Regions from separate parts of the Homo sapiens genome. Here all the other regions are linked to region 1. Evidence: read pairs that join two places in POLR2A ChIA-PET (ENCODE). Cell type or tissue: PC-9. All regions are shown on one strand.

Region 1 (2,500 bases):
TAGTAGAGCCGAAAAATATACCAGAACCTAAGTCAAAAAGTTCATTGTAAAGGAGGAAATATTTTTCCCCAAAATTAAAGCCATAACTGGCAATTCTTAGAAAAATCATTACTCCCAGCTAATATACTCCCCAAAAGTTTAATAAACAAACAAAACCACCCATCATTGTGGACCAAGAGTTTCAGAAAAATTTATCTAACATTAGAAGTTCAGGTATGAAATGTCACAGATACTAACTTTGGAAGTAAGTATAGCACTATTAAGTGGGCAGAACTCTCTGCTATGATGTGGGTCACAAACTGCCACAGTCTATAAGATGGCATTTCTGTTTCACACAAGATCTTTCATAACAGAACAACTTAGAATCTTCACATGAAGAGTGTGACTTACATGCTGCATGCTTCGTGACATCCTTTCAAGTTTGGTTTCTTTGGGATGGCAGAGAAAAATCCATCAACAGTGCAGTGAGACATCACTTCAGGCCACAGGGAGCTTTCAGATGGGAAAAGTTGAAGACACCCAACCAGCACAGAAAAGTTCCTGGTGAATGTTTTCCAGTACGTGGCAGGTGCTCAGTAAATGATTCCCAGTGATGACCACCTCCCCTCTTAACCCTATGGTAGTGAAGGCACCAGGTAAAATTGGCGAGCCTCCGATGATTCAGTCATTCATTCAATAACTATTGATTCAACCGTCTGGCTGAAAGTTAAGCCACATAACAAAGAGACCAAGTATAGTGGCTTAAAGACATGCAGGTTTATTCTGCACTCATGGAACATTTCAAGGCAAATGGTCTGGGCTGGGTGAAGCTCTGCCACATGTGGCCATTTAGGCCCATGTCTGTCCATCCAGTTGCTCTGCCACCCTCCAGAGTGTGTCCTTGTCTGCACAGTCAGGCTGATCATGGGCACCGCCACGCTCCTGTCCTCAGGAGGGAAAGGTGGGTACACATCTAGGGCTGGGGAATGCATTCCGAGCAAATGAGGCAGAAGCTAAACACATCACTTCCTCTCCCACTCTTCAGGTGATGTCTTAGCACTCAGCAGCACAGCCGCAAGGGAAGCTGGGACGTGTGGCCTAGCTGGGCATCTAGCAAAGCCAGCAATACCAGCTTAGAGCAGGGCCTCCTGCAAGGCCCAGATGACTGAAGTACCTGCTCCCATGGAGTTTATAGTCAGGTGGGGAAGCACAGAGATAGGTAAAGAAGTCATGACCAAATGTAAAGGCCCAGGAGAGAATGAAAATGGTGCTGTAACAAAGACTGATATGGAGTGAGACAATACAGAAGGGTTTGTGGGGAACAAGTGTAGACCAGGTGGTCAGGTGAGGGTTAAGCTGAGACCTAAAGGGGAGGAATGCATGGATGCATGCCAAAACAAACAAACAAACAGAAAAAAAAAAGAATGCACTAGACAGAAATACCTGATGCACAAAGTCCCTGGAGGCTGAAAGTTGGGCATGTATGAGGCCAGACCAGAGAGCGGGGCTGGAGCAGAGCGAGGTTGGGAGGGGAAGAGCAAGGCTGGCAGGGGAGGAGCTTCAAGCCAGGCATGTAAAGGGAGCACAGCAGGATCCCAAAGGCCCTCGAAGGCCTGGATGAGGAACCTGGATATCTGAAGTGCAATGGGAAGGCAGGTTATGGGACATGATTTACATTTTTAAATATCCTGTGGCCGCTGTGGGGAGAATGCAGCCATCGGTGTAATCCACCTGTTATTCTGAGAAGGGAACTCTAAGGCCTAGAAAGTGAAGGTTTAAATCTTGTCTCTAAAGAATAATTTTAAGATGAGAAATGAATCCCCTGGTAGCCAAAGCTTCTTTGGGTTTTCAGAGGGTCTTCTGAGACCAGCCATCCAGGACAGCGGCCCGAGGCCATGATCAAAAGTCCAGAGCCTTCAAACCAGCTTTGCTGGAAGAAAGATGAGGTAGGAAGCAGGTTGTGGGAGGGGTAGTGATGGGGTTTATGTCTAAGCCACTTCTTATCTCCAGCAGAGGTGCTGCTTACACTTTTGGATTCCAAGTTTGTTTACTTGACTTGAAAATGCAGGTAGCTGCGATGCGAAAGTTCGTTTCTCTCCAGGATATGGGATACAAAAAGCAGAAATACAAAAAGTAGAAACACATTTTCTGGTTTTGTTTATCTTAACGTGAAAAATAATATACATCACAATAAAAATAATATACATCACACATCACACGCTGGGGCCTGTTATGGGATGGGGGTGGGGGGAGGAATAGCATTAGGAGAAATACCTAATGTAAATGACGAGTTGATGGGTGCAGCAAACCAACATGGCACATGTATACCTATGTAACAAACCTGCACGTTGTGCACATGTACCCTAGAACTTAAAGTATAAGAAAAAAAATTAATTAAATAATTAAAAAAAGAAAAAATATATATAGATTTACTTGTAACAGAATGGTAGGCAAATACATCTAGATTGTCTACATCTTTTAAAATGCAGTCTTGGATTTACAAATACGTGCAGATGTCAAT
Region 2 (2,500 bases), 660 kb before region 1:
AAAAGGCTAGTCCCCTTCTACCTCGAAATGCCAGCTTCACCCTCACAGGCAAGTACATTTCCTCAATAATTTTCCTCTCTATTCTGTGATTTTGGTGCCTCTTCTTACCCACGATATTCCTCACCTTCCTCCCCGGCTGCACAGCCTTGGAACCGCCAGAGGCCCTCTCAGACGCCTTCAGGAGGACACCCCTTGAATGGTAGAAAGACACCACGGGCACCTTTGCTGCTCCAAGTATTCTTCTAGTGCTGAGAAAATCTTTTCTTCTAGTCCCCCTGGATGAGAGATCGGGAGCCACGGGGATTTGGGGGAATTGGTGGAACCAAGGGGTCCTCTCAGTAAAGAAAAGCTCTGCGGTTTTGGGGGAGCCGGGTGAACTGCTGTGGGATTTGTCTAGAAAGGGCGCAGCGGCGGCGGCTGGTAATTTCTGGAGGTGGAAATCAACAATCGGCATTTTCGCTTAAAAAACAAAACACCAATAGCAAACCAACAAATAAAAACCTTCCGCCAGCATAAATTATTATTTTAAAATAATCTCGCCTACGCTTGCTCCAAAGCCAGTCCTTTGGATTTAAGCAGAGCGGCTTGAGGCTGGGGCACCGACCATCTGCATGCCAGGACGCTGGACCTTCATCTTGAGGTCGGAGCCCCACTTCTGCCCGCTGAGGCCCGCGGCCCAGGAGCCACGTATCGGGGCGGATAGAGGCCCTGGCCGGAACGAAGCTCCCGCCCCAGATCTCCCTGGGCTCCCACGGCTCCTCAGGTCTGGTCCCCGCGTTTTGCCCGGCAGGGTCTTGGCGCCAGTGGAAAGGTATGCTTTCAGGGCGCCCCAGCCCTTGCTCGGGAGCCCTCGGTCCCCTTGGCCCAGAGAATCCCTTCCCCTGGCAGGTTCTTACGGAGAGCTGGCCTTCCCGGCAGCTGGCTTAGCTGAGAAGGCGGTGAGAGTCGCGTCAGCAGTTTGGAGGAGAAAGTGCGGGTTGATTATTGACCCACGCCTTCTTTCTTCAAATGCCACATCCGACCGGGCGGGTTTGAAGAGAAAATGCCGCCGAACGGATTTTTGCGGCTGGCTCTCACCTCCTACGCGGCCAGCTCCCCCTTTCAAGTTGCTCTGCAATATGCCATAAGGAGCAAGTGTTTGCTGTTTTGTGCTCTGTTTACAGCTTTGGGGCGCCGAGTCATAAATCTTGCCCAGCCATAAATGACAAAAACCATTGGTATGCATGAGGCCACCCTGGCCCGGAGTGCTTTTTGATTTCTCCCTTTTCCCCTGGCTTTGTTTTTGCTCTAAGGTGACACTTTGGCTCCTTGACAGTTTAAACATACTACTTATATTTTTAACACCTTCCTTTGAGAAGGACCCGCCGTTGACGCCTTGGGATTGCAGCAAAAGAGAGAAATCTCCATTTCTCTTTTTGCCACACTCGTACCCTTGCAGAGTTTGCTTCTGAAGCTGGGAGCAAAGGAGGCTTTAGGAGGAAAATCATCCACTTTCAAGTTGTGGCAATATTACCAGGCAAATTCGGACCTTTCTTTTGCCCAGCTCAGCGTTACTCCATCCCACTAATGAGGAAAATATGTATATACATATATATAATATATATTATATATATAATATATATTATATATATAATATATATTATATATATATGTATGTTTTAGGAATCCGTTTGAGAAACCACATATTCCTCTGCCCTGCGTGTGTGTGTGTGTGTGTGTGTGTATGATGTCGGTTTCTCTTGGGGTCAGAGCTTTCTCTGTCTTCCCTGTGGGTGAGCTGCGTGTCTGCACTCTGAAATGGGCACATGAGCCCTGGAGATCCGCGTTTCTAAACACCCTTGTTTGTACCTGAGCCCAGAGCATCCCATTTCACTGCTGGAACAAGTACCTGTCTCTCCCAGGACATTTTTCTCCTGGCTGCTAGGATGTCAGCAGTTTCTGCCTGAAAATTTAACCAAAGAGAGCCCAGTTGGCTCTTGAGGGTCTCTAGAGAAAAGCCTTATCCCAGCTCCCCACACCCCCACCCAAAGATCTGTTTGGGAGTTGCAGGTGAAGTAAACTGGGCAAAGTCTGGGAAACTCACTTTTCTTGGTTCTCTTTCCCCTCACCCCACAATTGGAAGTGTCCAGGGCAGAGGAATACGAAGTTTCTCAAACGAATTCCTAAGAAATAGAGCCCAGCAAGAGAGCCCCTTTGTGAGAGCCGTTTGTCCTCATTAGCATAATTTTCCTGGACTTTCGTGACGCCTGGGAGCAGGAGAGGGAGGGCGTTGGGGGGTGGGGGGAGGCTGCCCTCCTCCCGCCACCGCCGAGCTCCCCTTCTCCCTCCGGTCCCTCCCCTCGCCTCAGCCCCATCCCCCACACCAGCCCGCGCTTCCCCAGCCGCCTTGGTCTCCCCTCCCGCCCGCCCCAACACCCCCCACCGCACCCCCGGACCAGACGCTGCTCCGCGTGTAATATTCATAAGAAACATACCCAAGTCGGTGCCACTAGCCCAGGCA
Region 3 (2,500 bases), 260 kb after region 1:
TTTTTGTTCATATATAAGGGCTTGCTTCTAACTGGGGCATTTATTGTAGGCAACTTTGGCTTTGGGGATTCACGTGGTGGCGGTGGAAATTTCGGACCAGGACCAGGAAGTAACTTTAGAGGAGGATCTGGTGAGTTTCAAGTTCTACGTGTTTAAAGGATGAGTGTGCTTTTATTTTAAATATGATTAGGTTTTCATTAGTAGAATCAAGAAATCCAACCTAAGTCAATTTTCCTAAGACTTCAAATAGATTGTATCCTGGCAAGCTCTTGTGATTTGGCCAGACAAGAAGTTAATAGAGTTGTATTAATAACAGTTGTATTTATCTGGATTAATAATGTAACATGAAGTGTCATCCGAAAAGCTTTGACCCCCATCAAGTGTCATTCTTACGTATAAATAGGATGGAATCTCTAAGATTGAGACTTGTTAAGAGTCCAAAATTTAGGCGGTAGATTTAATTATATGCTTTCATGTTTTGTGGGTAAACTGGTAGCACTGGTGTGTCCTTTTCTGCGGTTCTTAATTATTGTGCTGAGGTAGTAAGAGAACTGAAAATGAATATTAGCAATAATGCTGAACAGTTTATAGTAAACGTAATCTTTTTTTGGCCCCTAACAGATGGATATGGCAGTGGACGTGGATTTGGGGATGGCTATAATGGGTATGGAGGAGGACCTGGAGGTCAGTTTTCCTCTACGTTTTGGTTTGTTTATGTGACTAATACTTAACTATATCGTATATTTACTTCATTTATATTTTGAGTTTTTAAACATTTTATATTAGTGTCTATAAATGGCTTGGGTGATAGTGGTCCAGTTATTTCTAAGTAGTTTTGCCATCTTAGCTGTTATAGCCTAAGGAATAGAGTGCCATTTTAAATGAAAATGTAAAGATAACCATCAGAGTATCTCATCTTTTCTCAAGCAAAATGATTGGATCTAGATATATCTTTGTACGTGCTTCTCTGGAAAAGTACAGAATACTGGATTTAACAGAGTAAAACCTAAGGGGGTGGTATATGTAGGAAAAAATATGAAATATGTCTAAACCCGTAACTAGATGGGAAGCATCCCAGGATAACTTTCAAAAAGCGTAACCTACGGAAATGTTCCAAAATGTTTAGTGTGCTCCTGGCTGCAGATAAGGTTGTGAACTACCATTAAACATGAAGTGTGATATATCATTGGCGTACAGAAAAGGCTGATACACACTGACAGATTTTGTAACAAGGGACATTTAAAACTGAGCTGGTAATAGACTTGATTTCTGGTGTTGCCACTCAATAGGCATGACTAAATAGTGTATCTCACTGTTCTACTTTTTATAATTAAAATTTTAGAGGAAGCTGAGTTCTTGTATTTAACTACAAGTTAGAGACTCAGCCCACAAGCTTTTTTTTTTTTTTTAATATGGTTTCTTTTTTTTTTTTTTTTTTGAGACGGAGCCTTGCTCTGTCACCCAGGCTGGAGTGTAGTGGCGCGTCTCTGCTCACTGCAATCTCTGCCTTCCCGGTCCAAGTGATTCTCCTGCCTCAGCCTCCTGAGTAGCTGGGATTACCGGCGTGCACCACCACGCCCAGCTAATTTTAGTATTTTTAGTAGAGACGGGGTTTCCCCATGTTGGTCAGGCTGGTCTTGAACTCCTGACCTCGTGAACTGCCCACCTTGGCCTCCCAAAAACGCTGGGGTTACAGGCGTGAGCAACCATGCCCAGCCTTTTTTTTTTTTTTATTTTTGTTTTGCAGTATGTGAAAGTGTAAATTTTTGTTTATGTCCGCACTTCTATTTACAGTAAAGAACATACTGTGTGGAGTGTTGGGTCTGTTTTTTTTCTTTGAAATGGGGTCTGGCTTTGTTGCTCAGACTGGAGTGCAGTGGTGTGATCTTGGCTTACTGCAATCTTAGTCTCAAGCCATCCTCCCACCTCAGCCTCCTGGGTAGCTGGAACTACGGGGTGTGCCACCATGACCGGCTAATTTTGTGTTTTTTTGTAGAGGTGTGGGGGTTTTGCTGTGTTGCCCTGGCTGGTCTTGAATTCCTGGGCTCAAGCAATCCACCCGCCTCAACTTCCCGTACTGCTGGGATTACAGGTGTGAGCTGCTGCGCCCAGCCAAGAACATTGTTTCGTTTTTTGAGAGGGAGTCTCTCTCTGTCGCCCAGGCTGGAGTGCAGTGGTGTGATCTCAGCTCACTGCAACCTCTGCCTCCCGGGTTCACGCCATTCTCCTGCCTCAGCCTCCAGAGTAGCTAGTACTACAGGTTGCTGCCACCATGTCCGGCTAATGTTTTGTATTTTTAGTAGAGATGGGGTTTCACCGTGTTAGCCAGGGTGGTCTCAATCTCTTGACCTCGTGATCCGTCCGCCTCGGCCTTCCCAAAGTGCTGGGATTACAGGCATGAGCCACTGTGCCCAACCGAGAACATTGTTTTAAGATATGTAATTCGTAGAGAGACATAATAGAAACTTTATCTTTTGGGCCAGTAGGAGGAAGTGCTCTT

Evidence for each region. Peaks named below come from ENCODE experiments on the same cell type or tissue, not always from the same donor. Only the 100,000 strongest peaks of a DNase experiment are listed, where the experiment ranks them.
Region 2: POLR2A ChIA-PET joins it to region 1 with 5 read pairs; 1 of 35 experiments calls an interaction of 5 or more read pairs at or near these places.
Region 3: POLR2A ChIA-PET joins it to region 1 with 5 read pairs; 2 of 35 experiments call an interaction of 5 or more read pairs at or near these places.

Annotation. Positions count from the first base shown.
Region 1 is chr7:26,451,162-26,453,661 of GRCh38, reverse strand. All of the region lies in intron 1 of LINC02981 (long intergenic non-protein coding RNA 2981), which reads right to left. Among named protein-coding and RNA genes, the nearest start is that of SNX10-AS1, 53 kb to the right of the region's middle. In PC-9, no CTCF peak of the experiment used is centred here; a DNase peak (open chromatin) is centred at 1,401.
Region 2 is chr7:27,113,968-27,116,467 of GRCh38, reverse strand. All of the region lies in intron 4 of HOXA3 (homeobox A3), which reads left to right. Among named protein-coding and RNA genes, the nearest start is that of HOXA-AS2, 6.7 kb to the left of the region's middle. RefSeq lists a silencer at 737-952. In PC-9, a CTCF peak has its summit at 2,095; DNase peaks (open chromatin) are centred at 1,157, 1,837 and 2,227; H3K4me3 peaks cover 2,373 bases; H3K27ac peaks cover 2,380 bases.
Region 3 is chr7:26,194,031-26,196,530 of GRCh38, reverse strand. It overlaps HNRNPA2B1 (heterogeneous nuclear ribonucleoprotein A2/B1), which reads left to right. Exons shown (of 11, transcript NM_002137.4): 6 at 50-130; 7 at 622-684. Among named protein-coding and RNA genes, the nearest start is that of HNRNPA2B1, 5.5 kb to the left of the region's middle. In PC-9, no CTCF peak of the experiment used is centred here; no DNase peak of the experiment used is centred here; H3K4me3 peaks cover 190 bases; H3K27ac peaks cover 2,252 bases.